Regions from separate parts of the Mus musculus genome. Here region 1 is linked to region 2. The links are chromatin loops, found by intact Hi-C in ENCODE. Cell type or tissue: left cerebral cortex. All regions are shown on one strand. Links, peaks and the distances in the headings refer to the core of each region. The heading gives the core; the rest is flanking DNA.

Region 1 (15,992 bases), core at 5,124-13,123, 160 kb after region 2:
AGGAGGAACACATGGGAAAGGGGGAGGCTTAAAGAGGTAGGCCAATAAGGTGAATGGGAGGCTTAACCAAAACCAAGGATATATGAAAGGCCATACAGAACCCTTCAGCTAACAGGCTGTATTTTTGAAAGAGTGTTCTCATTCATATTTCTCTTTACAATGTAGTTGGTAATTCTACCCCTGAAATGTGGTACCAATCACCCTATCAGTGAACGTGGATAAGTTTAAGAATACCAGTACCATTATAGTATGTCTGAAGTAATACCGTGTGACTTCTGAAGTTAGGTCACAATAGGGAATGCAGCACCTACCTGGCTCTCTGTTTAAGTACAGTCACTAAACCACCAATCAAAGAAAACACATGGAGAGACTCATGGATCTAGCTGCATATGTAGTTGAGAATGGCCTAGTCAGTCATCAATGGGAAGAGAGGTCCTTGGTTCTGTGAAGGTTCTATGCCCCAGTATAGGGGAATGCCTGGGCCAGGAAATGGGAGTGGGTGGGTTAGGGAGCAGGGGGAGTGGGGAAAGGATAGGGGATTTTTGGAGGGGAAACTAGGAAAGGGGATAACATTTGAAATGTAAATAAAGAAAATATCTAATAAAAAAGGAAAAAAATTAAAAGTACAGTCACCCTTGAACACCAACTCCTCTAATGTAAGTCAGACCCCACTCCTGGTACCAATTTGTGGTATTAGTTAGTATTTCTATTGCTGTGATAAAAACACCAATAACAAAAGGCAACCTGGAGAGGAAATGGTTTATTTTATCTTACAGCTCTCAAGTCACACTCCATCACTGAGGGAAATCGGGACAGGACACTAACAGTAGGAACTGAAGCAGTACTGAGGAGTACTGCTTACTGGCTTATTGTCCATGACATGCTCAGCCTGCTTTCTTATACAACTCCAGACCTCCTGCTCAGGGATAACACCTCCCACAGTGGGCTAGGCCTTCACACATCAATCATTAATCATGAAAAGGCTCTCTAAAGACATGCCTACAGGCAATCAGATGTAAGAGATTCCCTCTTCCCAAGTGGCCCTAGCCTGTGTCAAGTTGGCATAACACATAAGATCTAGCACAGCAGGTTATTTGGCAATTGTCTAATAGTCTAAGTTTCCAATATTCCAAGGCTGATTAGAATAAAGCCAATCAATGAAATCTGACCTCAGAATGATACTTTTAGAACTCTAAAACACTGGTCTGTGAAAAAACTCCATGAAATTTGAGGATCAATATTAACATTTTATGAGCTTGGAACTTTTTAGAAAAAATTAATTCTTTCTATTTTGTGTCAACTTGCTTAGAAGGGCAGATATGGAACCTATCACTTTCTCTGATACGAGGGTACACAGCAAAGCCAACAATACGGATACATGGGAAAGCCCTACAGAGAGAAACTGTACTAATGCCTGCTGGATACGGCAGGTGAGTGACTGATTGACTGACTAAGCTGGCTAGCAAGTGAGCCTGCAGAAGATTCCAGCTCTCATGCTCCCTGTCTCCTACTCTAGTGTCTGTGACATCATGGAGTGAGATAAGCCACCGCTGCTGTGTCTAATCCAAATTCATTATCAACAGGATTTGTCTGTTTTATTTCACTGAAGTTCAGAGTTGTTTATCCACCCATAATGACTGGAAAGAAATAAACATTTGCAGGTGCATTATCTTCGGCCTCATCTTGCTGTTATTCACAGAGTGACCCTTTCAAACAACCTGGAGATCATATGATCAGATCTAGGACAGTGCGGGGCTTATTTCTCCCTACTCACAACTCAACAAAGTCAAGTTGTATTTCTCTGACTAGAAGATGAAGGAGGTTCCCAAGGTCATGGATTAAAGCAAAACCGTTGGCATGCTTCTTACCTTTTTGTCTCTAGGGGGGACAGAACTTTTTTGAACACTTCCTCACACTGATAAGATCCAGGAGCTTACGAACAATGTCTTTGATTTCATGGCACCCTCCATGCCTTCCCCTTTGCTTCTAAAGAGTTGAAAGGCTTAAGAGACCAATTGTAAGTCCGGTGCCTGTTAATCTACCAGGCCTCCAGAGCCAGCAGTGTGCAGGGCTGGTTTCCATCCTAGAGATAAAAGGAAGAATACCCCATAGCATGGCATGGTGAAGAACAGGCTAGAAAGGGCACGGAATATTCAACAGTAAGAACAGAATAAAAGCTTTCCAACAACATCTGATAATCAACAGCAATTGCGCTTTAAGCCAACCTCATCAGCTACAGGTGTCCCCCTGCTCCTCCTCTGCCTGCATGTCCACTCCTTGAAGCATGCTCCTTTAGGCTCTGCTTTTAAACTCCCCTCATCTCCGAAAACTCTTGTCCCTAAAACTCCAGTTCACATATCTGTCTGTCCATCGAACATCTCTACTCATCTTAACTCACTTCTCAAGCCCATTCCTCTCTCTGCCATCCCCATCTAGTCAATGGTGATTCTATCCTACCAGCTCACAAGACAGCCACTGACAGATGTTAGACCACTCTTTCACAAATGACAGCCCACCTGCTAGCAAGTCCTGTGGGTCACATGCAAAGTCCAACCACTTCCCATGGCCCCCAAAATGACAAAGCCCACCTAAGCCAGCATCCCTTCTTGCCTAGACTGTTGTGTTTGTCTACCAACTGGGCTCTACACTTCCATGTGGCCTTTTCAGAAGCCAGAATGAATCCTTAGAATAACAAATCCAATCATGTGCTTTCTCCATTCAGAATCTTCCCGTAGCTTAGAATGCCACTCACAGTAAGGTCCAAGCTCCATGATTGGCTCCCTATGGCTCTTGTCTATCACTCTTCTCTGGCTCCGCCCACTCCAAGCTCACTGGCTTCTCGGCTGTTCATAGAAAATACCCAAGTGCCTACTGCCCTGCTGCTTTTGAATTTCTGTTCTCTCTGGCTAGAGCCCCTCTCCTATCTGTGAAGTTCACTCCTGTCCTCCTTCATTTATGAGTTCTACAAATTGAGAGGGTAGCAAGGTCTTCCGTCGACATCTATAGAAAGGCAAATAGCATATTCTAGAAACCTACACTTTTCTTTTTTGTTTTTCTCCAAAGTACTTACTGACCTGAAGTTAATTAATTAAATAATTAGTTAAGTTTTCTGTCCATCCTCCTGAGTCAAAATTTGAGTTTCAATGGGGTGGGGACTCTCTCTCTCTCTCTCTCTCTCTCTCTCTCTCTCTCTCTCTCTCTCTCTCTCTCTCTCTCTCTCTCTCGTACTGCTGACTTTCCAGTGCCCAGAATACTTTCTGCCTTATAGGAGTTGCATAAGTGGTTAGAATAGCACACCCTGTTCATGAATGAATCGGTAAGGAATGGACTCAGTCAACGACCAAGCACCAGCTGCATAGGAGGCAGAAGGCATGTGGGCTGCTTCAGTGAAGCACACATCTGTTCCATTTGGGTCCCAGCTTGCACCGGAAACTCCTCTGTGTGCAGACCAGTCACAAGACTAAAGGTTCCCTTGTCTGGGGACATAGTTTTACTCCATTCGAAGTGAACTCTTTAATGCTACAGGTCTGATTTTTAAAAGTCCACATTGTGTTTCTGTTTCCTGGTCTATTGAAGACAACAGAAGATAATTTTTCATAGGACATGCATAAAGATTAAATGAGTGTTTTCTCTCTCTCTCTCTCTCTCTCTCTCTCTCTCTCACACACACACACACACACACACACACACACACACACAATTGTATAAAAGAATAATTTGGTCTCTGCCTACTTAACAATTGACATTTATAATATGCTGATTGTAATGAATAGCTATGCTAACATACGGCCACACAATTGGCCAAACTGACTTGTTAGTCTCTGATGAAAAACACATTCTCTTCTAAAAGAAGGAATGGACAATATTTTAACACTCCACAAATGATGCTTATTTTACTTTAGCGTAGTAAAAAATGTTGAAAGGTGATACTTTAGCAATCCTTTTAGAGTGGTAATTGGGGCTCAGAGAGTTTAACTAACCTGTCAAAACCCACATTGTCATGACAATCAGAAATTAAAAAGATTTTTCTAAAAGACCAAGTCATTCTCTTTATATTTTTAGAATTAGCCTTTCTGCCAAGGGGTTTGGTCCAATGTTTCAATGTTTAATTAAAATTCATAGAAAACGAAGAATGCCTGATACGAAAGGATATGAGATTCTAGGTGAGCTGCACTGATCAGTCATTGTGTGTGGATTGGGAAAGGGTGAAGGGAACTTACGAAGGAGATACAAATCCCCTACCTCTTGATAGTGGGTTACGTGATGTATGTGTTTGTCAAAACCCATCAAAGTATATACTAAAAATATGTGCATTTCACTGTACATAAATTACATTTCCATTTTTAAAGTTTAAAGCCATAAAGGAGAAAAATGAATTAGTCTTGAATCTCAAGTAAAAAAATAATAGCACTGCCTGGGGAGCTTTTATTAAACCTTAGGGGGAAAAAACAAGAGTCAAACTCTTCCTTTGCTGGAGGGAGGCTGAAGGAAGTCACGTAAGATGAGGTTTTGGTCAAGAGTCATGTGATGAGTCAACCCACCTCAGCTGTCCCTGGCGAGGACTGTCGTGACAAGGTGAAGCTGGAAGACAATATTTGGATTCCTTATTCCAAACAGTTCTCAGGATTCTAACCTCTGGATGGTGTGGGAAAGGAGAGAGCATAAATAATAGTCACTCAGGCAGAGCATATTCCAAGAGGCAATTCAGTCAAAAATCACAAGGATGAATACTAATCTGTGAAACCTATGGATAAAAAAAATAAAGATGGGGGGCTAGAGAGATCGCTCAGTGGTTAAGAGCACTGACTTCTCTTCTGAAGGTCCTGAGTTCAAATCCCAGCACCACATGGTGGCTCACAACAACCCATAATGAGATCTGATGCCTTCTTCTGGGGTATCTGAAGTCAGCTACAGTGTACTTACCTATACTAAATAAATAAATCTTTTTTAAAAATCATAAAGATGTTTTTCACATGCCACACTTTATTTTATTTCTGTTTTTTTCTTATTTCGTGCTATTTCGCGCTTTTAAAAATTAATCTCATCTTCGGAGTACTCTGGGAGGCAAACACTTGGCTTCCAGTTGCAATGAAGAATAAACTTTACATCGGGGATAGCCACCGCAATCTATCTGAAGTCATTTCAAATGGACCTCATTCAAAATCTTGTGGCAGCTTTAGCCACACGGAACTGGGTGGTCTATTTTTGGTGCACACAAGCTCTTATTTAAGGCCAGAGAAGAAGTAGGAATAAAAATGTCACAGAGCAGTTAGAAGCCTTACGTCATTCCCCAATGGTGCCTCTCTTGAATGACTGAGTTCTCTACCTCTTTCATATTGAGGCAACTGCAAATCACCCGACCATGCAAACGCATGCAAAAGAGAGTTCACGTGGATCGTGGAAGATACTAGCTACAGAAACAACAGAAAATAAACAGCACACTCTTGCTTACCACACCAGCCTCTGACTACAACACATAAACAGTCCCCTGATGCTCTCCTCAGAGGACACATTAAACAAAGAGCCTTAAGGAGAAAAGCATTTATTTGGCTGAGAGCAACATAAAAGTTGTATGATATGAATCATAGCCTCTAAACGTGTAGGCCACAATGACCAGGTGAGGGTCACAGAACTGAATGTTGCCAAATGGTTGACAAAATGACCGGAAATTAATTTAAAATCCAACAGCAACCAACCCAATGTGCCTCTCTCTGTACCACTCAGCCACCGTGTGTATTTGGATGTCTCTGCAGTTTGGGTTCCAAACACACAACAGACACTGCCCAGAGCACCTTGGCTCAGACACAGGCCTACTGCAGTGTTCCACATATGACATGGGAGCCACTCGGCCAGACACATAGCCAGTGTAGATAGAACACTTGAAATGTGGCTAACATGACTGAAGAACTAAATTTTTAATTTCATTTCATTTTAATTTAATTTAGTTTCATGTTGACGTAGCTTCACAGGACGGATGGCAACTGCACTGGACAGTACAACCTAAGAAAATTAGCAGATAGATTAACAGGTGACACTGATCTTGTGTTCAGAGACGCTTTGGCGTCTCTGTGGCTTCCCAAATGGACTTTGGAACATAAGACTTAGATCTCTGTGACTTTGATGCGGCTATTTGTTGGAGACACCTGCTATTCCCAGGGGAGAGATTTCAGTCATGCCTGCTGAGAAGTCCGCCACAGTAACGAAATGGGCTGTGACATGTGAACACATCCTCGTCTTGACCCGAGAGACTCCAGAGCATGGCCATTCCGCGCAGTTGCTACAGCCTTTTACCCATCTGCAATTCTGAACCACAGAAATAACAAGGTCTCCCAGAGGGACCCCTGAGAGGAAAATAAAATGGGTGTGACAACCTGGCCCCTTAGGCAAGAGCACATTGGTTACCCTAGCAGCTCTGTGCTACGTTGTCTGTCTCTCCGCTGTAAGGGCAGAGCACCACAGCCCCCTAGTCTCTGCCTTCACAGCCTCTCCTGAATGAAAAGCGGCCCTTGGTGGAAAACACTTCAGCAATCTATGCGTGAAAGTCCCTGCAAATGAGCAAAGGATTAAGCTGTAATTATGAGCAAGGCCACGGAATTAGCTAGAGAAGGAATTGGGTTCTGTCGAATTGACTAGTCATCCAGCCTGGAGCAGTTACTCACGGCAAATGAGTAATATCCTGAGGCGCCTTGGTGGAAAAGGATGCCATAGCCATTTAGCAATGTCTTCACAAGTTCACAGATAAGATCTGTGCTTGCAGCTTCTGTGGGGCGTGTACGCCTTCCCTATGGGCTGTGACGTAAGGAAGAACTCTTAGAGGAGCGGAACACTACGAATACATCAGCTACTGAACAGCCTACGGAAGCACTGTCAGGACGGTAGGGATAGATGGGTAATAGAGAGCAGTTGCAACTGGAAATACTGTGGATGGCAGCGTGGACAGGGTGAGTGAAAAAGAAGGAAGGAGAGCGAAGGCACTACCAAGGATAACGAACTCCTCCGCAACAGCACCCATGAGACAGATGGCTCAGCAGGTAAAGGCACTGCCTCCGTGTCTGATGACCTGAGTTCCATCCTAAGGAGCAAAAACCAACTCCTAAAAGTTGTCATCTAACCTGTGTGTGTGTGCGCGCACACGCGCGGCTCAGATGTGTGTGTGTGGTGTGTGCACACATGCTGCGCATGCGTGCACACACACAAATAAATGTAGTCTTTAAAATTAAAATAAAAGACAGCAAGGAAGAGTAAGGAAGGAGAGCGTGACACAGCCACAAAGAGGATCTAACAGTTACTCACCTTGTTGCTGTGACAAAAACCCGAGGAGAAGCAACTTAATGGAAGAAAGTTTTGTTTGGGCTCATGGCTCAAGGCCCCATTTTATGGAAGTGGGAGGGCATGGTGAACTTAAAGCAGCTGGTGACATCATACCCACAGTCAAGAGGCAGGGAGGGATAAATGCTGGTATTCAACTTTTTATGCAGTAAAGGACCCATGGGCCCACGGAATGGCACTACCCCAGTTGAGAGTAATCTTCTCCTCTCAGTTAAATTAATCTAGAAAAGCACCTCACTGACCCTCCCAGAGCTCTGACTCTAAGGCGAGCCCTGGAATTCGTTAATGCTGAAGCGAATTGTCTGGGTTGAGAATCCCCACCAGAGATGCACCTCTGGGCATGTCCGAGAGAGTGCGTCCCTAAAGATACCTAAGGACAGAAGACCCACTCTGAATGTAGGAGATATAAATATACCCTATGTTATATTTATTAAGAGGGCGGGGCAGACATATGTAGTCTAGCTGCCTGAGAAACAGCTGTGTGTATGGGAATGGCTTGCCCGAAACAGTGACAACCTCTTTAGAAAAGTAGATAAGGACTAGGGTTTAAATACGGACACACACATGAAAGGGGAAAGGCAGGAAAAAACATGGGTGCTTGATCACTGGGGAGCTATTACATGAAATGGCTGGTTGTATTGATAAGGCTAATGTATGCTTCCTACACACATACAGATTCTTGAAATCTGTGTGTGTGTGTGTGTGTGTGTGTGTGTGTGTGTGTATGAGAGAGAGAGAGAGAGAGAGAGAGAGAGAGAGAGAGAGAGAGAGAGATCGCATTTGTGTGTGCGCGTATTCTATAGGTGTATTTGTAAATGAGAGAAAGACCCAAACTGTTCCATGAAAACTGTCACTGAGTGTATTACCCTACTCAGCACAGGTCCTAAACTGGACCAAGCATGACTACAGTTTTGAGACACTGGAACAGGCAGTACAGGTCCTAATCTTAAAGAGGAAGGACACACGAGGGCTTTGGCTCGTTCTCACCCAGTTCTTTGCTTGGTGGTGCTGTCTTGACCTCAGAACCAACAGATAAAGGGTGAGATGAGAGTAGTTGTTACCCTAGGGACACACAGGCCAGACTTTAGTGTGACTGTCCTGGCTAGTTTTTTACAGTAACTTGACACAGGCTGGGGTCATCTGGGAAGAGGAAACCTCAATTGAGAAGATGCCTACATCAGATTGCCTATAAGTAAGTCTGTGGGGCATTTCTTTGATTAGCAATCAACATGGAAGGAGTATGGAAGTGCCCCACCCACGATGGGTATATTCCCTGGGCAGGTAGTTCTGGATTGAATAAGAAACAGGCTGAACAAGCCATGGGGAGCAAGCCGGTAAGCAGCATTCTTCCATGACTTTTGCTTCGGTTCCTGCTTCCAGGTTCCTGTCTTGAGTTTCTGCCCTGATTTCCCTTCATAATAGAAAAGTTGTAAAGTAAACTAAACCCTTTAGTTTCCACATTGGCTTTGGTCATGGTGTTTCACTGCAGTCATAGAAAGCCTGAGACAATAGCTGAGGGAATTGGAATGGGTATCAGAGAGGATAAAATGGTTTTGTTGTGGGGGAAAAAAAATCTGTGGAAAAGCTTATTTTCAGGTTGTTTACTAGAAAACTAGGCTGAGTGTTTAGTGTAGTAGCCCAGGAAATCTAATAAGTAGAGGAAGCGAGTTAGTGTTCATAGTGCAAGTTTTTCAGTGTTTGCAGGAGAAGACACAGCTCTGCTAGAATGGAGAGACTTTATGGCTGGGTACACAGACCATGGCAGGAGAGCCACGGTCTTACATGCACAAGACCCTGGGTTCAACCACGAGTACCATCCAAAGGAAAGACAAGAATGCAGGCAAGACTTCAGTGGCCATCTCAAGTGATCCAGACATGTGATGTTGGTGGGCAGAGAATTATATCAACCGGCCAAGTCAGAGAGTCCAGAAACAGACTACCTACTCAAGTTCAAATTGATTTTGGAGAAAGGAGCTGAGGTAATTCAATGTGCTACAACTAAATCCACGGGGAAATATGCAGGGGATGAATCAGAAGCATAAATGCAGAGCTTCTGGGAGACCACAGGTGGCTGGGCCCGTTGGTATTGTTGAACCAGTTTCCCAGCTGCTAGTCATGGCTGGTCCAGAGACCAGATTCTCCTTTTCCTTGAGAAAATATCTTGCTAGGGTCAAACTCTTGGTCCTCCTCAATGAAAGAATATCTGGTAAGAAGCCCTATTTTTCATTTTGTCACTACTTTTAAGAAAAGATGTATTAATTTCCTATCTGAATGCCTTGCCTGTGGGTACAGGTGGACACCACGTGTCTGTACCAGATCCGCTGGGACTGGAGCGACAAGCAGCTGTGACTAGGACCTAGGTCCTCTGGAAGAGCAGCCAGTGCTCTTCATCACTGGGCCATCTCTCCACCCTAGGAAACAGTTCTGGGAGAAGAGTGGTGGCTGGGGAGTTTTTATTGCATCTTTACTGCAATAGTGGCATGCTCCAATTCAAAGAAAAGATAACGCATTTCATAAGTGCCCTTCCTTATAACAGAGCAGGAAGCTGAGACAGTCAAAACGATTCTCCCTGTGGCCGTTCTGCTTTGTTGTGCTTTATGATAAAATACTTCTGCTGTTTATAAAATAGTTATATTTTATATAGAGTTATAAAATACCCTCTGCCTAGACACCTTTCTCTTACTCTGTATTCTTACCATTGCCAGCTGCCCCCTCACTGTGCTGTGTTTAAGCTGCACCCCTGCTGTCTGCATTAGCGTCTCCTTAGAGCAACAAATGAGCTCCAAATAAATAAGGAAGCATCCAGAAACTTCCGATTCTCTTCCAGGTAGGTGCAGACATTGCAAGGATTGGAGCCAGGCTAAGCCTTGGGGAGCCCTGAGTTCTAATCCTGAGCCACTGTTTAGCTAGAGATGATTTCATCAGCCATCTCTCCTACAGGTTTTAGCCTCTGTTTCCCCATATGTAACATTTGTTCTTGTGGAAGTTAAATGAGAACATGTTAAGTAGGTCAGTTCATTGGGCCAAATAAATGAATATTTTTCTGTTTTCATAGGCTCCTCCTTAGCCAGAATTGAACATTAAACCAGAGAGCAGAGATGACAGGGCCCATGAAGAAGAAAGAGGAGGGAGAATTGCTACAGAAATGTAAAGAAACACAGTCCATATTTAGTTTCAGGCAGCCAGTATAGAATGTTTTAAGCGCACGCAGAGACACGGGGACTGGATTGAACGTGGGCGTATTTGAGGCAGAAGAGGATTTTCTAAATTCTTCTCACTCGTCTTTAACAAATCATGAAGTATGCCTGGAAGGTGACAGCCCACACTGTTACTTGATGCCCAGTAAGGAAGAAAGAGCATATGGTACCCAGGAGTCTCAAGCTTTCCACAGCTGACCCTGTAGCTGCTGGAAGACGAGTAGGAGAGGTGATCCAAGACACACACAACCGACACTGAAGGAAGGAGGGCTGCTTACTTCCTGTTTGGGGCGGAAGGGGATTGTCTCATATAACCCACAGATCCTCTCAGCTGGTGGATGATCACGTGACTCATACTTCGCTGAACTAGAACCGGAAGGAGGAACCATTGAGAAGCATGTATCAAACTCTGAGTACATCATAATTGTTCTCGTAGAGCCATTGTGCCAGAGAGAGGCAGTAAGGCACGTTCTAGAGCAACCAACACGCACAACACGGCCTCTTGATTCTCGCTTATGACCGGGAAAAATGATGAGGCTAAAACAGCTGCTGATCTATAGAAGTTTGGGTTCTGACCTTGCAAATCACTGCTATGAAAATAATACAGGGCCCAGCATATCGGAGCCTATTTCAGCCAGGCAATGTGGAAAGAGGCCAAAGATACCAGAGAGAATGTGACTTAGGATTTGAAAACATCAGGAAAAAAATCAATACGACAGAAATGGCTCGGTAGAAATAAAAGCCCTGAATTATGATTTAGAAAGCAAGGATTCTTGCCTCTTTCAAGACAAAAATGTATCAACCTATGGAGCTAACTTTTTGTCATCTCAGTCTTCTTGGGCTTTTAATAAGGGAATAGGATTAAATTATCTATGCAGAATGGGGCAAAATGGAACTTGGTGTCTTTGTAAGAAGGAGAAGGAAATGGAGAAGGAAGAAGAAGAAGAAAAGAAAGAAAACAGGATACTTTGATCTTGATCAAATCTGCAGTTAGAGCCCAAGAAAGCCCTGAGGGAGATAACAAGCCAATATCTTTAACCTTAAAAGTGGGTCAGAGGTGAATGTGAGCAGAGCCTAGAGTTGGGAAATTGCTCCGAGACCTTTGAATAAACTCATTGGTCCACTAAGCTGCACTAGACTAGAATCATTTTTATCTGTCATGGTACACCACCTGAGGCCATTAGATATTTGTTCACGTCTCCCCTGGAAAAGTCATGCAACAGTTATCAAAATGGAGAAACTGACATTTCAAATGTTAATATTAGTTGGTACACATTTAAACTTATACAGTCATTCTTTTTCTAAGACACAAACATTCCCAACCAGGAAATACTAGTTCTTAAACCTCATCAAAGTGAAGCACAATGAAGAAGCTTTACACAAACATGTAAGGTGGATACTTACCCTGCTATAACTCTGCTTGGCATTTATATAGGCCTTTGAGAAGGATGTATGGGACCTCTTTTAGCCCAGATGGGCTCAGTCCGTGGGCTCCAGGGACCTCAGGTGCTGGACAATTCAGTGGTCACCAGAGACAGGCTCTGAGCCAGTGTCTTCCCAATTACTTGTATTACTTCAGTGAGGAAAATGAAACATGAACACAGGAGTGTCAACGCAAAGGCACATTTATTACAGAGAATTTTTTTTAAGTGAGAGAGTCTCCAAAAGGACAAGTCCCAAGGGAGAGCTACCACTGGACAGTCAGATCACTAGTCATTTCTATTAAGATTTGTTAATTCTCTGGGTGTATGTCAGGCCAAGCCAGTGTGAGGCTGACACCATATATTCTCCTCTGGCCCAACAGGGGAGATGATTCTGCACTGTTTGCCCCGTGGAGGTGGGGGTCCTGCCCTACTTGTTCTGTTAGTTGCTGGCCTTGGTACATGTTGCTTTGACTGATTTTGCTGGCTATTAATCAAACTATATCCTCTTTGTTCCCCAGTTACATAATTGGCTTATTACCATTGCCTGTGCTGCCTGTGAGGAGCTAACTTCTCCCTCGGCAGGATGCCCAAGACATGTAATAACGAGCACAGTGCAGCCTCTCTACCACCACCACTCTCCTCACTTCCTTTCCACCACAATGGACTCCAAACCACCTTCAAATGATCAGAGCAGGTCTTCACACCTGCATAGGCTCCTCGCTCTCACAGGTAAGGTGATTGTCCTAGGTTCTCTTCTGTTGTTGTGATGAAACACCACGACCAAGAGCAGCTTAGAAGAGGAAGGACTTTCTTTGGCTTTCCATTCTCGGTTACAGTCCATTATTGTAGAGAAGTCAAGGCAGGAACTTAAAGCATCAAATCCACAGTCAAGAATAGAGAGAGAGAAATGCACCCATGATGTTTGTTTATTTTCATCTAGCTTTCTCCTATCTTAACTAATTCAGGAACCCTGACTAGGGAATGGTGATGCCCACAACGGACTTGGTCTTCCTACATCAATTAACAAGCAACACAATCCCCCATAGGCATGCCCACAGGCAAAACTGACCTAGATTCTCCCTAGGTGATTCTAGGTTAATTTCAGCAAGTTGACATTTAAAACTAACCATCAAAGTGTCCATCCCATCTATCTTGGCCTACCACACCTTTAAGAATTAAGCTGTTAATTATTTAGAAAGCCCTGGACTGTTCTTGGAAAACAGAGATACCATGCTAACAAATCTTTCCACTCAGCTAAATTTATTTTCTTCTAGACCAAAGGAAAATATCATCCTTTATATAAGACCCATCTTTCCTGGAGATGTAGACAAAGGAGGATGAATAAGAAGAGAATAAGCAAACTGAGTAGACATGGAGGTGCACCTGTAGTTCCAGCACTCAGAATGTGGAGGCAAGAGGACTGCAAGTTCAAGGCTACATGGCAAGTTTTAGGCTAACGTGGGCTCTGTGCCCAGACTGCCTCAAAATAAATTAGTGAATGAGAAATTATAACTTATAAAGTTCTGAAGGAAACTTTAAACTGGATAAAGTAATATAGTTGGTGTCTGGCAAGAGTGGCCAGTAAAACCTGCTAGAAGAGAGGACTTTTGGCTGAATGTCCTCAAGTGTGCCAAGATATGAGGCAGAATAGTTCCCATAGATGATTGAACTGGGCAGAGCCCAGGACCTGAGCTTCGGTTGATAGAAGAGACCCTGTGTCTTAGTCAGGGTTTCTATTCCTGCACAAAACTTCATGACCAAGAACCAAGCTGGGGAGGAAAGGGTTTATTCAGCTTACACTTCCACATTGCTGTTCATCACCAAAGGAGGTCAGGACTGGAACTCAAGCAGGTCAGGAAGCAGGAGCTGATGCAGAGGTCATGGAGAGATGTTACTTACTGGCTTGCTCAGCTTGCTTTCTTATAGAACCCAAGACTACCAGCCCAGGGATGGCACCACTCACCCACAATGGGCCCTCCCACCTTTGATCACTAATTGAGAAAATGCCCCACAGCTGGATCTCATGGAGGCATTCCTTCAAGGAAGGCTCCTTTCTCTGTGATAACTCCAGCTTGTGTCAAGCTGACACACAAAACCAGCCAGTCCACCCTGTGAACTGGAGAATTGGCTGCAGATTATGAGCAGGGAATAACCTTGCATGGATCACAGTTTAACAGTGGTTCCCAACCTTCCTAAAGCTGTGACCCTTTATGTTCCTCATGTTGTGCTGAGCCCCAACCGTAAAATTATTTTCTTTGCCAATTTGTAGCAATAATTTTGCTACCGTTATGAATCTTAATGTAAGTATTTTTGGAGATAAAGGTTTGACAAAGGGGTTGTCTCTCTCAGGTCCTACTGAATGCAAGAAGGTTCCTTCGAGCTGAAGGGGAACGATGGGATTTCCACAGAAAGATCAGTGAGGAACAAGCCAGATCTGAGTAGATCATGAGTACAAGATTTGGTTCTGCCATGTATCAGGAAAATATCCTTGAGTTTCCAGTGAGGCCCCAGCAAGCGGCTGGTATAACTGGCGGTGTGTCTGCCTGGGGTGTGACTTGGTTTCCACCCATATAATATGATGTCATATTGAGGATACTGAAGCTACTACATTCAGCTTATCCAGGCAAAGTGAGGTGGACAAAGTACATCAATTCATACATAAGGCCACCAGTGTACCACTGCTAAGTGCTTCCAAAACACAGATGCAGGGATAGCTGAAAGTAAATGCTGGCAGGTGAGGCTCCTCAACTAAAGTGAGTGTCTCATGACCTCTCTGCTTATGGTAGACGATGCATCTCTAAGGACGGCATTCAGCTTAGAACAGAAATGCCATTGTCTCTTATAATCTGTACAGCATGGGCTTAGAAACTGAATGTTTGCCCTTCCCTGGAAATTTATAAGTTGAAATGCCATTGACAACACAAGGGTTGGGGGATGGGCTTTGAGGAAGTAATTAGATGTCACCTGAGCCCCCAGAACTGTGCAATAATTTTTTGCTGTTTCAAGGGCACCCAATTTGTAGGGTTTTGTTACAGTTTCCGGACAGACTGAGATATTGAATGACCGGCTCTATTTCTTTTCAGGATAATTAACTAAAAGGAATGGTATTTAAACAATATGGCACACACGGGCCTCCGGGCACCTTAACACAAAACTTCTCACAATGTTTCATATGATTAAAATCCTTCCTTGGGAAACTCTGCCCTTCAGAGCTCAACGAGGAAGTCACAAGTGGCTGGGAAATGGATCCCAGGCTAAGCCACACTTTGAACTGACAGAGAGAGAGAGAGAGAGAGAGAGAGAGAGAGAGAGAGAGAGATCCGTGGAAACAGGAGTGTGTCAGCCGTGGGGACCAAAGGCTAACTGGTGTGAACCAATGCTCGGTTCCCGAATGTTCTCCTGAGAAAAGACTACTTTAACCTCTGATGGTGCTGGTCTCCTCCTTGCACTCTTCCTTTACCTTAGTGGGAAACTTGGTTTTTCTCTTTATATAATTTGATCTTCTTATGTCACCAAATGCCTTGTGATAGTGCATTCATTGGATCTCTTATAGGCAAGATGCCAGGAGCCAAAAGATAATTAGCTCAGCCTTCCAGGTATGTAGAAATGAGCGTGGGTTTTGTGCATCATTTGTTAGAAATACTGCCCAAATGCTCCTATCTCCATAAAATTTGCTGCAGCTGCATGTGCGCACGTGCATGTATGCATGCACGCATGCACATGTGTGTACACATGCATGATGTACAGGTGTATGCATGTACACATGGAAGCCAGACGTTGATGTTGGTGTCTTCTTCAATTGCTCTCCACCTCATTGGAGTGTCCGCTGTGGAGTGTCTCACTGATTCAGCCAGACCAGCTTTTAGCCAACCTCAGAGTCCCTCCTCTCTCCCCAACCCCAGAGCTGGATTCCCAGCATATGCTGCTCTACCCAGCTTTTGCACGGGTGACAGGGATCCCGACTCATGTTTATATAGCATACACTTTATCTGCTGAACTCTCTCCCCAGCCCGAGGAATAACACATCTTAAAGAAAGCTCTG
Region 2 (15,992 bases), core at 4,758-12,757:
AACAGTATATTTACATGGCAAGCCAACAGTGTAAGACTCTTAAGAGATGTTAATAAATAACCCAAAATCTAGGTGCAGAAGTAATGCCTCTACGATTGGTTATGGCCAAAGAAATCAAAGTTATCTCAGAATGGCACTCTGACATGACAGGACAGCACTGATGAGGTTGAGTGCCATTAAAAAAAAAAAACAAACAAACTATACTTTTTCTTTCCAAAACTGAGATTGGCTACTGAAATTCAAGGAAGCTGAGTTGTTTCTGAGGAGACATCACAAAGGGCAGTGTTCCCTCCTGGAGGAAGGAAGGAGACTTAAAAGACTTGGGAAGTGGAAAACATATAAGGTCTGAGAAGTATTTTTGAGTAATAAAGCTAAAGGAGTGCTGGAGGTTACATATGCAATAATGGCTGCCGAGGAGAGGAGACTGTTAGCAGAGATGCCTGCATGTTGTTCAGGGAACTCCAGAATCAGGTCTCATCAGTCTCCACCAGGGCTAGCGTGGGCTTTTCAGTGTCACGGTGACCTTTGAGTCACTGTTTTTTGAGTGACCCCTGTTCCTGTAAGTAACCCCAATACATTCACTATTTCTCTACAGTACACTGGGGTGGGATCGCTTCTTTGATCAGTCATGTGAGTGTTACTTCGAATGAACAGACATTTGCTCACACTTTCCCAGAAAAAAGTCACACAACAGGCAACAAGGCTGATGGCAGACAGGGGTTCCCTGGGAGAGAAGTCTGTTTAATAAAGCCAAGTGGAAGAAGGAGTCCTCATTGGAGAAGAGTAGATACTAAGAGTTGGGATATTAGTGTCTCTAACAGCAGTCATGGAACAAACGGACTGATAACCTTACTCTGAAACACTGGAGCGAAAGGTTCTGAATTCTGAACTTAAGAAAGTTTATGAAGACCTTACTGTTTTATTCCATGGCATAATTTCTGGTTCTGATAAGCCCCAAATATGATGGGTGGGAAATAAAGGTAATCAAATACATTCATCAAATAGGTGAATGATAGATTTATACATTGTTTAAGATGTAAAGAATATGCCCACAACACAAAAATGAGGGCAGTTACTAACCTCAATCTCCTAACATTGCTTTTGTAAAATGAATATGACACATACTCCTTGAGTTTTGCTCCATTCATATTTTTGGATGGACAAGCTAAGATAATTAGACTTCATCTGGTCCACCTACTTTGAAATGGGGTTTGGAATCCAAATTGAAGACTTGTAATCGAAAATGTGAAGATAGGGACTGGTGAGATGACTCAGTGGGTAAGAGCACTGACTGCTCTTCCGAAGGTCCTGAATTCAAATCCCAGCAACCACATGGTGGCTCACAACCACCCATAATGAGATCTGACACCCTCTTCTGGAGTGTCAGAAGACAGATACAGTGTACTTATGTATAATAAATAAATCTTTGGGCCAGAGCAAGCAGGACTGAGCAAGTGGAGCAAGCGGTGCGGACTGGAGAGAGCAGAGGTCCTAAAATTCAATTCCCAACAACCACATGAAGGCTCACAACCATCTGTACAGCTACAGTGTACTCACATACATTAAATAAATAAATAAATAAATAAATCTTTAAAAAAGAAAGAAACTATGAAGATAATGAATAATAATCAACTTCATTCACTCGCTTATGTACCAGCTTTGAAAAAGCCTGCTCTAGGCATAATTTAGGAATCCTGTGACTTGGTGATGTTTAAGAATACTCCTATGACTCAGGTAACCGGGCGTGGTGGCGCATGCCTTTAATCCCAGCACTCAGGAGGCAGAGGCAGGCAGATTTCTGAGTTCGAGGCCAGCCTGGTCTACAAAGTAAGTTCCAGGACAGCCAGGGCTATACAGAGAAAGCCTGTCTTGAAAAAAACAAACAAACAAAAAATACCCCTGTGACCCAGGTAGAAGCAAGTATGGGTAAAGCATGGCTAGTAGCGCTTCAGTTGGGGTGAAGCCTCATGAGTTCCTTGCTGAAGTTCGCCCTCCTTGCTGAAACTTTGACTAGCTTGATCTTGAAGTTATATAAAAATCCAAAGACAAAAAAAAAAAAAAACTGTCAGAAATTATACAACTAGTAAGTTCTGATTCAGTCTTCAGGACTGCCTTGCCATTTTCCATATTTTAACCTTGTTTTGAATAACATGTTATTCAGATGGGATACATCTAATTCAGACTCTAAATAGGGCTTTCTGTAGTCATGGGTTTTATAGATTCAATATTGATTTCATGCACTGTGGTTTGAATAGGCATGGCTCCCATAGACTCATGTGTTTGAATGCTTGACTCATTGAAAGGGGCACTATTAGAAGACATAGCCTTGTTGAGATCTCCTGTACTTAAGCTCTGCCCAGTGTGGAATGCAGTCTCCTCCTGCCTTCAGATCAAGATGTAGAACTCTCAGCTCCTCCATTACCATGTCTGCCTGCACTCTGCCATGCTTCTCACCATGATGATGATAGACTGAACCTCGGAAACTGTAAGCCAGCCCCAACTAGATGTTTTCCTTTATAAAAGTTGCCTTGGTGTCTCTTCACAGCAATGGAAGCCCTAACTAAGACACATGCTATTCATTTTCCTCAGTTTTATGATGATTGGCAATGTGTTTGACTTTATTTTCTTTTTTACTTTATGGGAAGAAGCAAGAAACATTTGCTTTCATTTGTTTCTTTTTTATTCACTTCTCCGTACTTTATTTGCCTTTGTGTTTGGAGGGCTTTTATTTGTTTTGTTACAGGGTAGAGTTGTGCACCACAGCACGTGTGGGGAGGTCAGAGGACTGTCAATAGCTGGTCAGTTCCTTCCTGCCATGTAGCTCCAGGCATTGGACTTAGGTCACCAAGCTCTGAGGTAAGTGCCTCTGAATCACCTTGCTCACCCCAATGAAGGGCAACTCTGTCACTCCAGTCACCAAGACTTTTTAGAGCTGATGATGTCTGGGGCGTCTGGAAACATGGATGCAAATCCATACATGAGCATCAAGTTCTCATCCCTACAGCTTTTCCACTCTTCTTGAGCCTCGGTCTTCCTTCAAAGAGGGTACCACCATCTGTGTCTCAGTCTAGTTCCATCCCCTTGTTTTTTAGTGAGACCTATCAAGGCCCTGTCCTTTCCTCTGGCTTTGAGGAGTATCGTTTTCTCATCTTGGCATTACAAAGCAAGAATCAGATGAGGATCATTTTCCTCCTGTCAATCTTGAAGTTTCGCTTCAGCAGCACATGCTGTCTCACGAATGAAATCCTTGATTCAGAATTTTAAACCCACAAGATACAAAGGGCTACTCTATATCAGACAGACATTTCTTTGAAAAAATCCTGCTCTGTGGCTGGTGGAAGAAGTTTAGGGAGAGGATTTAAGTGTGTCGTAGGTGCAGCACAGGTCATTGCTGCAGGTCGAGATATGAAGATAGAGTCAGCCATGAAGTTGATTGTGAAGAGCTTTTGGGATCAACATCCACTGAAAAAAGAAAAGCAGCTGGGTTGGGTAGGAGAAAGAACTAGGTTAGTAGTCTAGTCACAAGGCCTCAACCTACCAAAGCCCACCCTTCAGCGTCATTCTCTGTTGGGGTGAGAGGGCAGGCTTTTAAACTTCTTTTTCAACCAATGGTTGGACTGTGAGCTACCTACCAAGAAAGGAGCACCACCTTGTGTGAGGTGTTCTGTCTTCAGTTGAAGGTAATTCCCAGGGAGGGCATATAGCCTAGGGGCTTTAGCTATTGACAGTCCTAGCTGTTAAAATCAAAGTGGTCAACCCATTATTGTTATCAACCTAATTTGCTCTAGAATCATTTATTTGGTGAAAGGGCCTTTGTTCATGCCTACATAGGGGTGAGTAGTTGTCTTTAATATGCTAATTGAAATAGAATGACCCTCCCACACTGTGGGTTACCATTCCCTGGCTGGGATCCTGGACTGTATTGATGGAGGAAGGGAGCTGAGCAGCAACACACATTTATTCACTATGATTGTAGATGTAATATAGCCAGTTGTTCCAATCTTCTGCCATCTTGACATTTCCACCTAAACTGTACTCTTGAACTGTGCTACAATAAATCTTACACTGTTTTTGTCATGGTTCTTTATCCAACAAGAGGAAAAGACTAAGGCAGGCAGTCTATCACAATGTCCATCCAGATGTCAATATCCCACACTTTTACCTTTCTGTTACGCCATTCTTAGTGTCTAACGTTCATGCTTATTATTGCTTCATGAGCTCATGGTGACTTTTATGCCCACCCCAGACCTCTTTAGGAACTTCTGATAGGAAAGAGAAGCATAAAGAAGGAAGAGGCAGCAGGAATGCAAACAATACCTAGAAATGCCCTGAAATCTTCCATTTATACCGTATTGGTCAGAATTTGCCATATGGATGCTCTAGCTGCAAGAGTTTTAACCAAACACATTGACTCAATTACTCACTGGTTGTACTACCTCCCCAATCACTGAAGATTGGATCTCTCTCTCTCTCTCTTTCTGCCAAAGTCAGAGGAAGATGTTATTAGCCTATTCTATCACCCCGACCTTTTTCCCTTGAGACAAGGTCTCTCCGTGAGCCTGGAGTCCTCTGGAACTACAAGTCAAAATTAACCCTTCCTTCCTTAAACTGTGAGGTATTTTTGTTGAAGCTACCACACAAGTAACTAATACAGTAGGGAACTCCACTATATAAAGTGACTATGAATACATATACTAGATTTAGGAACTTGAAATAGAAGATGTCAGTTAAATTTGAATTTCAGATAAATAATACATGATTTTATACTTGGGCAAATTGCATGGGACATAATGATACTAAAATATATTTATTTTCTGCTTATTTGCAACTCAGATTTAACTGGATGTCCTATATCTCAGCTGGCCGTTCTATCAGAAGCAAGACTATTCACAGCTCTATGGAGTCAGATGTCCCAGTACCCAGCTTACGCAGCTATTGACTTTAACCACTGGAGATTTTCCACAAGCCTCCAGTCTGAAAATAGCTGTTCAATATTTTTGGAGATTCATCAATCAATGCAGTTAAAAGCTAAAGAATTTTTGCACCAAAGTACATTTTTCACATGTCCTGAAGCAAAGACCCCCTGAGGGTGGGGCACATGGGTAAGTTCCAATAGGCTTTTTAATCCATGGAAATTGTGTGGGAAATGCTATGTCTATAGATGTTCATGCTTCATTTTTCCTGGAGAGGAGGCCTAAAGCTCTTGTCCCACTCAGGAAAATCTGATGAGTCAAGAAACTTCATCCCACGACCTAAGGAAGCCTCTTGCCAGATCTTGGTTATTGTTTGGGGGAGGGAGATAAAAGTAGAAATACCAGTCATGGAACAAATGGTTTTGATTCTTTCCTGCAGAAAAATTGGAACACAAGTAAGAAAGAATTCCTTTAATTTGCCAGTTGAAAAATCAATTATAAAACTAGATATTACTCAGAAGTGCTTTTCAGCAAAGGCTTCTAATTACAGAAATCACTCACAGGTTGCTCATCCTCCTTGTGGATGAGATGTTTATCCTTTAACTCTTGGGCTGTTTCTCGGGGCAGAGAGTAGATATCTCCATCTTTCCTTCCCACCTCCTGTCTTTTATGACCAGACTATGAGGTTTGTCCACTCCTTGGGCATAACACTGTCATTAATTTTTCCCTCTTAGGTGTCTCGATCACTCGTGTTGCTTGAAAATAACTACCAATTGCAATGCTCTGCTCCTCATTTATATTCTGATGTTTAACACAAACTGCTACAACATAGAAAGCCTAGGACAGCAGCGTGGTTTAATATAAGAAAGTGGTACCTCCCAGACTCCTCACTCCTTTTCAGTTCACAGTAAACTGGAATGGTCTACTCCTTGAAGCACAGATCTCTCCAAGTTTCTGGATCCACAAACTCATAAATGATCCACTTATTATACCTGGGAATTGTCAAGAAGAATTCAAGTTACAGATGCAATATCCTCTAAAGCAGCCTTGGACTATAACTAACCTTTCCTATGATGACATCCCAGTGTGGTTGTGTTCAGTGTACTATGAGCATCTCTAAAGTTCTATTTATCCCCACTCCCTGAACCTGTTTAATGCCTTGGCTAACCCATAGAATCATAAATGTTTAATAGATAATTAGATGGGTAGAAGGAAGGATGGATGGGTAGAAGGAAGGATGGATATGTGGATAATGGATGGTATACAGGACTGCAGTAGCCTCTGGTAGTATAGTTAGAGAAATAATACCAATGTCTCCTCTCATGGTTAAGGGCTCTACACTAGAAATTCAGAATATAAAGCCAGTCCCCTTTAGCCCCTAGAAATAAGGAAACAGGGTTAGAAATTTTTACTCTACTCCAAAAGCACCTTATCTTTTATTTTGAAAATGTTGTCGTTTATTTGAAAAAAGAAGAATCAGAAAATTCATCTTGAAATTATGTTTAGGGCCTTGGGAGATGGCTCAATGTGTAAAGCATGCCCTGAGAAACTGTAAAGACAATAGAGTTTGAAGCCATGTAAAAGCCTACATAGAAGTAGCCCATGTCTACCATTCCAGCACTTCTATAGAAGATGGGGTGCGGAAAGTCCCTAGAAACATGTAGGGTAACCATCCCGCTTACACAGAGGTAAATAGCAAACATGTGCGCGCGAGAGCACACACACACACACACACACACACACACATACACACACACACACACACACACACACACACACACACACACACAGACACTCCAAACCATCTAATCAGGGCAATTAGACCAGGACTCAAGAGCTGGAGAGCCAGATGCATTTCTAGAAGGCTGTTTTCTAAGCTGCAGCTGCCCAGATGAAGAGGTTTTGACTTGTGTTTTAATAAGTGTTGTTTTAAGGAGGCTTTAAGAGGTTTAAATAAGTGTAACAGGAAAAAGCAGAGAATAATACACCATACCAAAGGTATAGAGCAATATAACATATTTGAAGCAGATTACACAGGGCTTGCCAAGCAAGGCAAGAAGTCGTGCTCTCTGCCATCGGGAAGTTCCTGTCTCCCACTCCTATCCTGGGGTTGGGCGTGCCTCGGGTGGTTTGAGCTTTGTATATGTAGAAATTGATCCAGTGGTTGTTCCTGTCATCACGATAGTGAGGGCTATTATTATTACACAGGACTCAGTAGCCAGTGTTGGTTTAAACTTCAGGAGTTTGACCCCCCCCCAATTGATTTATTTTAGGTTATTTTAGGTTTAAACACACCATAATCTGGTGAAAGCTATTCTTGTGATATTTAACCCAATCCTGCAAGGACAACAAAGCATTCTTTGAGAAACAAAGTAAGCTAAATGCAGATCAGACATAACTACACTGAAACTTTGGAAAGTACATGTGATACCTTTAGTAAAGGTGGGTTCTATAGATTGAGGAAAAGCAAGTTTCTGAGAACAGATCTGGAGAAGGATTCGGTGCCGGAAAGTCACACATACAGCATAAAGGTTACCAGGCCAGAAAGCAGAGCTGCTCCTGCCTTCTGAGCAGAAAACAGGTTTGGCATTCTGTCTCTTGAAGGAACAACCCTGTGTGCTTGCCATTTCAGGCTACACTGGAGCATGTCTGTGAGCAAAAAGACCTCTGAGCTGCCTACAAGCAGAGTTCTCTATGCCCTGTGTGGGGACTGGACCGATGATCCCGGGAGCTTCTGGGCTCGACCCTCCTCCCAGAATGCCTGTCTGGGAGGCCTATTACCTCTGTGGGTAGGTGTAGCATCTCTCCTGTGAAATCACTTGAGGCTAGCTCTTGAGAAAGGTGATAATGGGTTCATCTTGGATGACTCAGACTGTTAATATATAACCAGAGGTCACACGAAAACCTGTTTGCCCAAGGCTTTGCTGCAGAATCTGGACTTTTTCTCAAGTAAAGGGAAAGGTGGTCCAGAAATCTGTCTCCACTTTTTTCTATTAAGAATTATCATCCAATTAGTAAAATGTAAATAACATAAAAATTACATTTTAACCACCTTTAAGGAAACCCTGTGACACTAACATTACTAAGGACCCATTAAATCTATTTTGGTAGAACTATTTTTTTTTTAAATTTGGAATTTTCCTGCGACATATTTTGATCATGCTCCCTACTCCCTCAGCTCCGCTCAGATCGTCCTCACTCCCTACCACAACATTTCTCTCTCTGTTATGGTAAGAAACAAAAGCCTAGAGAGGCCAACTGGCTTGACAAGGCCACGGAAAATGAATCGTGGAGGAGCTTTGCCCTGCGTCCTCAGCGCATGCCCGGCTCATTCACTCCATGGGGAGGGATGCTGAGTCCTCAAAGTCAAGATGGACCCGATCAAGCCTGGGGCAGGGCTGCTGAGCCCTCCTGACCTCCAGCCACTATGCTGACCCCTCCCCCTCCATTCCTCACCTCCCTTCTCCAGCTCCTTCCACCAAAAATACGAGGCTTCCTTGCATGGAAATGTGAGTTTCACACAGCCAATTATCGCCCAAAAATGCTTTTCTAAATTGGTGCTTCGGGGAGTGTCGCATCCATTGGCTGCAATATGTCTTCACACCAGACTTCAAGAGTTTTTCAGTTGAGAATTGAAGAAGATACTTGGCCACCATTTCCAGTCCCCGCTACAGTTCTTCACTTTTTTTTTTCTTTCTACAAGTAATTTTTAAGGACTCCATTGATCACTGTAGATTATCTCCAGCGCTTTCTACACATCAGGATTGGATGACCATGGGAGAGTGTCTAGGTCATAGTAGGTGATGCAAAAATATTCACGGAAGAAATGCGTGCAGGTAGCAGAGTTTACTTTATTTTTTTTTTCCATTAAAGTTGAGGACTAGTTTGAATATAGTGAAGGCCACCTTTTATAGGTACACAGTTCTTAGAGTTTTGAGATTCTGTTTTAAAAATTAATAAGAGCGATTCAAGAGGACAACTCCACTTCAACTATCAGCATCCCAGAAGTTGAACTCCCAGAGGTCATCAGGCTTGGCAGCAAGCTCTGTTACCTGCTGAGCCCTCTCGCTGGCTCTTGATTAGTTTTTGCCTATGGCCTATTTTGCCAGATAGTAGAATAATGTCACTGGTTTCCATTTCCTGGTCTTATCTACGTAGGAAACGTTTCCTCTTGTGTTCTCTCTAAGGCAGTGAAGGAGATGTTAAGTGTCTACCATCCTTACATGCTTTGTATCAATTTTTCACCCCACTGGGTCCCCCATGTGAAGGACCCTCTGAATTCTGCCACGTGTTTTATGCAAATGTTTTATGAGAACCATTGCTAAGCCTAGATCTTGGTGACATTTTACAAACAAATTCCCAGAAGCACAAATGCTAGACACGCTGTATCAAAGCTGCATGGATTCTGCTGACATGGCTTCAGGAACTGGGCGGGGTTTTCACCGTGATGCTGGTCCTATCAGCAACCCCGTTTCCACAGGCCCTTGCCGTTGCTAGGTAGCATCAAGCTTTTCCATTTCTTGACCACTGGGGAAAGAATGGTAACTTGTTTAGATTTTCTTGTATTTAATTACAATTTTTAAGGTGAAAAAAAAAAAAGAACCAAAATTTCGCAACAGATACATTTTTGGAATTCATTTCAAACCTCTTTTGAATTAATGTAGGTTATAAAAACTCCTATATATTGCATTTATTTAAATCACTGTAAAAGCAGCTTTCCTGCCACTAACTCGGTAGTTCTCCATCCTGGCTGCATATTGAAACACCTGGACTGCTTTTTAAAAAATACCTTTGCCTGGGCCTCATCCCAGACCAATTAAATCAGAATCTCTCTGGTGGGGCTTGGCCTTGATAGTGCTTAAAAGCTCCTTAGGTGATTCACACAGACGTAGCCAGGACTGCGGCTCCAAATGCATTATAAGGGATATTATAAATACTACACTCAAAAAAAAGGGCTCAGAGCTCCAGTTTTAGATACTGCCCACTGAATGTGTAAGCATACAGCATTTCTTCAGTGGCTTTAAAAACAAACAGGAATGGTTATAGCACAGTGGTTCTCAACCTTCCTAGTGCTGAGACTCTTGAATACACTTCTTCATGTTGTGGTGACCCCCAACCATAAAATTATCTCATTGCTACTTCGTAACTGTGATTTTGCTACTGTTATGAATCACAATATGTCTAACACATTCTTGATGCTGAGGTCACAGCCCCCTTGTTCAACCACCGTTCTTCTCCTCCTCCACTCCACCCCTGCCAACATTTCAGCAAACAATGAAACGCTCACACTCTACCTGTTAATAACTGACGCGTCCAAACTAAAGCAAGCTAGTAGTCGAGCGGTGCTTGATCGTTTTCTGATCAAAGGCATGAGCGCCGTTTCTGGCAGGCTACGACTGTAATTGGTTCATGTTCTCCTAGATGAAGGGGGGAAAACACAGACCCTCAGCAAGGAAAGCCACTGCCACGCGCAAAGGAGGTCCTTTAAAGTTTGTCTGTCATTCTTCGGATTCCCTGGCTCCTGTGACAAATGTGTCACAAGCTGTCATCTTTTTCGTTGGAGCTAAAGCACGGCGGCTTCCTCTGCCAACTCAGCACAGACCTAATAGAGAAAAAGTAGCTGGGCAACGATCCAGCGTATTGATTCAATTTGAATTTTCCATGATATCAGGAATAGGTGAGATAAAATGACCACAATAACTTATCAGAGGATTTCTAACCATAATTCAGTCCTTTCTACATTTTGAAGATTATATGGACAAACATTTACATGTTCAAAAAGTAATGCCTAATAATTGCACAGAGTTGTGGCGTGGTGCTTTGGTACAGGTGTATAATGTAGACTGACCAAATCAGGCTAATTACATGGTCTTGGCTCAGACATTTCTCATTACTGTTTCATTCATTTGGAGAGCTTTGAACTCCTTTTTCTGGCTCTCTATGGATGCATAAGTTACTGTAAGTTATGGAGGCTGATGGGTGAGTATTTGTATTCCCATGTTATTAAAAGGCAGTGAGAATGTGAGTGAAGGATGTCCATTCCTACATTTCAATTATTTATGATTTTCCACTTCATATGGATATCTCACTTCATCCAGTCTCTCATGGAAGAAGAGACTTTGTTTTTCCCAAGCAAAAGTTGCTGATAAGTCTCAGAGCATTGTGCACAATGGTCAGGTCCCAGAACCAGCCTTGGTGCCCACAGACAGATGAGAGAATAAGGAATATGTTCTATATGCACATTGCTGTTATTCAACTATGCAAATAATGGAGTTGAGTCATCCACGGGCCAGTGGGTGGAACTGGAAATCAACGTGCGATCCAGAAGCAACCAGGCTCAGAATGGCAGGTATTGCATGCCTTTCCTCCCTGTGGAACCTGGGACTTACACAAAGACTTGAAAGTGGAAGGGGACTATTTGGCAAGAGGAGGGGAGACCAGAGGGAGGACAAGAGAGGGCAATGAGATGCAAACAGAGTGTGTTATGTACATTTATGACGATGTCACAGTGGTGTCCACGCTGTTTGGGTGTTGATTTGTTTTTGTCTTGGTTTGGTTTTGTCAATTTAATAATAAACCTGGATATATCTAGGAAGAGGGAATCTTAATTGAGAAACTGTCTCTATCACATTGACCTGTAGCAAGTCTGTGGGGTATTGTCTTGATTAATGACTGATGCAGTCGGTTGAGTCTAGCTCCCTGCGGTTAGTGACATCCCTGGGCAGATGACAGTCCTTGGTGCTGTAAGAAAGCAAACTAAGCAAGCCAGGGGAACCAGTCTGCAAACACTGTTCTTCCATGGGCTCGGCTTCAGCTCCTACCTCCAGGTTTCTGCCTTCCCTGAGGGATGGATGGTAAGCTGTAAGACAAAATAAACTCTTTCCTCTCCATGTTGCTTTTGTTTTATCACAGCAACAGAAACCCTCACTAAGACAAAAAAAAAAATCCATTGTTTTATAGAATCAATATGTGCTCATTTTTAAAAAGTCATCACTAGGGACTAGTTATAACATAAAAACCATACCAAAACACACTGACAGACTAAACACTTAAAAGCCTATGCTAATTAATATCATCCCCAACAACATAACCTGTGGGAAGGAAAACTTGGAACATCGGTTGTTTCTTTAATCAAACTGGTTGTGATTAAACTTGGGCACGTAAGACCCACAAGTTAAAACAGCACAATTCAATGGGGTTTTGAAGATGCATGCTCTTCTGAAGCTATCGTAATCTAGACAAAGAATGTCTCAGTCCTTTCGATAAAATCTTGCTAATGTATGCAATGGTGTCAGCGTTTGGATGCTGATTATGGGGTGGCTAGCTGCATATGTATCAAAAGATGGCCTAGTCGGCCATCACTGGAAAGAGAGGCCCATTGGACACACAAACTTTATATGCCCCAGTACAGGGGAACGCCAGGGCCAAAAAGGGGGAGTGGGTGGGTAGGGGATTGGGGGTGGGTGGGTATGGGGGACTTTTGGTATAGCATTGGAAATGTAAATGAGCTAAATACCTAATAAAAAATGGAAAAAAAAAAAGAATGTCTCAGTCACTTCCCGTAATATCTCCTCAGGCACCTTTTCAGTCTTTGTTTCAACCGTGACCTCTATGCCGTCTGCTTTCTGACTTGAACAGTCCATGTTTTCTTTCCATGTGACTTGAATCACTTAAAGGGACACTTGCGTGACCCCCTTTGCTTGGCATGATGCCTATAACTGTATTGGGGTCATAGTCCACATGTGTTACCTATTTGTTTGATGATGGACTCTGGATAGTTTAGAGGCTATTAGAAATGACAGTGCTCTGAGTATTCGTGCACATGTGGTTTTTGTGGACATGAAATGCTTTTAGGATGCTAATATTCTTGTATGAATAGCTTAAAGCCTAATGCGCATACAAAGTTTTATTGATTTAGGAAGAGGTTTTATAGAACTCAACCACTGATTTCCCATGGTAGGTCAGGTGGCTCTTCACCCACTGACTTGTCTCTGTCCCTAGACAGCACAATTTTCAGGTTGTACTCACATAGCTCCGAAGCTCTACTGAGTACCACATACATTGTGACCTACCATGTTTGTAGCAATATAAGCCTTTAGCTGGTTTGCTTTCAGAGTGGTCTGTTCTGTTATATGAATTATGATGAGTTAATCCTTCTACACATGATTCATGCTCCTGTCATATATAGGAATGGTTCATAAACCAAGAGTTGGCACTTCTGTGTTGGGGAGGTATTGGTACCCCCACATTTGCAGTGTTCTTTACAGTGGAAAGAAAAATAGAATTGAGTCCATTGATGGATGAGTGGACAAGGGAGAGTGTTCTATACCTGCACCAATGGATAGTATTCAGCCTTAAAGGGCAAACTCCATTGTTTTTCCATAGCATAGATGAGTACAGAGGACATTATATTAAGAGAGATAAAACAGACACAAGCAAACAAATTTACCTAACTGTACCAGCCGGTTTTGTGTGTCAACTTGATACAAGTTAATCATCAGAGAGAATGGACCCTCAGTTGAGGAAATGTCTCCGTGAGATCCAGCTGTAAGGCATTTTATCAATTAGTGATCGATGGGGGAGGGCCCAGTCCATAGTGGGTAGTGCCATTTCTAGCCAGGACCAGAAGGTCCTGGCTTATAAAAGAAAGCAGGCTGAGCAAGGCAGGGGAAGCAAGTCAGTAAACAGCACCTCTCCATGGCCTCTGCATCAGCTCCTGCCGCCAGGTTCCTGCCCTGTGTGTGTTCCTGTCCTGACTTCCTTTGGTGATGAACAGCAATGTGGAAGTGTAAGCTGAATAAACCCTTTTCTCCCCAACTTAACTTTGATTGTGATATTTCATTAAAACAATGGAACGCCCAACTAAGACACTAATGTAAGTGGGAAAACTAAAAAGGAGTGAACTCAGAGAAACAGAGTAGAAAGACGGTTGCCAAGAACTGAGGAGCTGTGGGTAAAGTTGGGGAAATTTCATCCAAAGGCATAACATTTCAGTGGAAGGAGTCAGCTGTAGAGAGCTGTTACACAGCTAACGTTAACATCAGTGGATTGCAGTCTTTTTTTTTTTCTACAAAGAACTTCCTACCACCAAATTACAACTCTATGAGGTAATGCAAATGTCTGTTAGCTCAATTTAGTCATTACATGATATTCACATTTTAAAAGGTTATCTCATAGACCATCACTGTACAATTTTAGTAATTAGGTAAATTTTAAAAGTGTTATTATCACCCACCCCCAAAACCACTCTGGCATGTAAACAATGTGGATGAGTTGCTACACCAAGGAAGTCAGAATTCTTTCTCCTAGCTCTGTGATATAATGCAGCGACTCCGGGGGTAGCCTTTCTGCCACTCTTACATGCTGTCAGCCTGCCTTCTAGGGGTTTATCCCAGCCCTCCTGGTCCCCTCTCCATCCGCCTTCCTGCAAGCCCTTTTCTGCCCCTCACCTCCACTCCTATCCTGTGGACTTCCTCCTACTCCGACATTTGCAAGTCCTGGTTGGTAAACTCTATGCTCTGCCATTTCCTCTTTAGTTAATTCCCCAGGCTTGCGTAATCTGACTCAGATGCCAATCTCCCCAAAGACATCAATACAAAATGACTTTCTTAGTCAATGTGTACTGCCGCAGTGTAATATTGCAGACTGGGTAATATTTATTTATACTCACAGACAAGGTCTTGCTGTATAGCTAATGTTACCCTAGTTTAGCTCCATCTCCCCATCTCAGCCTCCAATACTGGGATTATGATCCTGTGTCACTGTACCTGGCCTGGTTAATTTATAATGAACACAATAATATACATATTCATTTGTGACAGTTGGGAATCCAAGATCAAGTGACAGCAAGACTAGTTCTTCTGACTCTAAGATGGCACATGGAAGCTTTGTCCTCTTCACATGGTAGGGGGCACAGGATGAAGGGGCATGGGAGGGGTCAAAGTTCTCCTTTATAGCACCATGAGTGACACTCTATGAGGGTAGACACCTAAGACCTAGTCATCACTTAAAGGTCTAATGTCTTGCTATGGCTACAGCAGCAATCCAATACACTGAGCTTTGCAAGAGATAAACATTCATTCCATAGCAAAGGCAAACTCTGTATTTTAAGCCCTTAACTCCAAATAGCTGTCACAATACTGACTGAAGAGATGGTGGTTAACTTCATGTTGCACACACCCATTTTATAAGAGTTTTTCACTGTCCCGTGTTTAGCCAAGCAGAACTAACCCTCAGCCCCACATAGGACAAACTCTAGTTCCTAACTTTTAAAGCTTAAATTATATATTGGGATGTGTGTGTGTGTGTGTGTGTGTGTGTGTGTGTGTGTGTGCCCATGTGACCATGCATCATTGCAGTAAATGGAAATTAGAAGGCAACTTACAAGAATCTATTTTCTCCTTCCATCCTGGGATGCAGAGGTCACACTCGGGCCATCAAGTTTGCACAGCAAATGATTTTACCTGCTGAGCAATCTTGATAGCCAGCCCCCTAGTTCCTAATTTTGGATTTGTAGAGCCTGTCTTTGGGTAGATTTTTTTTTCATCAGAAGGGTTTTCAGAAGACTGAGACTGGTGATGGTTCAATCTTTGGAGACCTTTCATGGCCCTGGAGCCAATATCCAGAGAGGAGGTAGCAAATGGAGCCAGAGTTGCTGATACCAACAACTCTTTTTTAGCAGAGTGTATTGAGCCCAAATAGACTTAGAAAGCTATTTTTAAAAGCCCTTCATTCTGTGCCCGCTGTATACATCAGACACTAAAAATATTAATAAGTAGAAACAGTGCTGATCCCCGGGTGTGATGAGCGCTCAGTTTCTGGAGCCCCCAAGGTGACAGACTGCCATGGAAAGGTTTGCATCCTCATGGCATCCCACTCTGAAGAAGACAACACTGGTATTTCAAGTCCTAGCGTGACATTTAACTGTGTCAAGTCACTCTGTTACATTGGCATCGCTAAAATAGCCTCAAGAATAAATAATTTTTAAAAAGCAGATTGTACTACATGTCACATAAACTTCTGCATAAATGCTTTAAACCCAAGAGGGAATCCGTGTTGCTGAAAGTTGCCAGGGAGAAA

Evidence for each region. Peaks named below come from ENCODE experiments on the same cell type or tissue, not always from the same donor. Only the 100,000 strongest peaks of a DNase experiment are listed, where the experiment ranks them.
Region 1: a loop joins it to region 2, with 2.4 times the contacts of the local background. A loop is called at or near these places in 2 of 42 quality-filtered maps.

Annotation. Positions count from the first base shown.
Region 1 is chr9:103,934,911-103,950,902 of GRCm38, forward strand. It overlaps Gm29154 (predicted gene 29154), which reads right to left. Exons shown (of 7, transcript NR_168125.1): 3 at 11,931-12,099; 4 at 4,542-4,635. Gm32797 (a long non-coding RNA gene) reads left to right here and starts at 10,048. Exons shown (of 3, transcript XR_379794.3): 1 at 10,048-10,156; 2 at 12,469-12,679; 3 at 13,225-13,661. In left cerebral cortex, for the core only: no CTCF peak of the experiment used is centred there; DNase peaks (open chromatin) are centred at 5,270, 6,687, 10,090 and 10,650; H3K27ac peaks cover 727 bases.
Region 2 is chr9:103,773,142-103,789,133 of GRCm38, forward strand. No RefSeq gene overlaps it. Among named protein-coding and RNA genes, the nearest start is that of Tmem108, 19 kb to the left of the region's middle. In left cerebral cortex, for the core only: no CTCF peak of the experiment used is centred there; DNase peaks (open chromatin) are centred at 4,969, 5,270, 8,479, 9,362 and 4 more places; H3K27ac peaks cover 1,921 bases.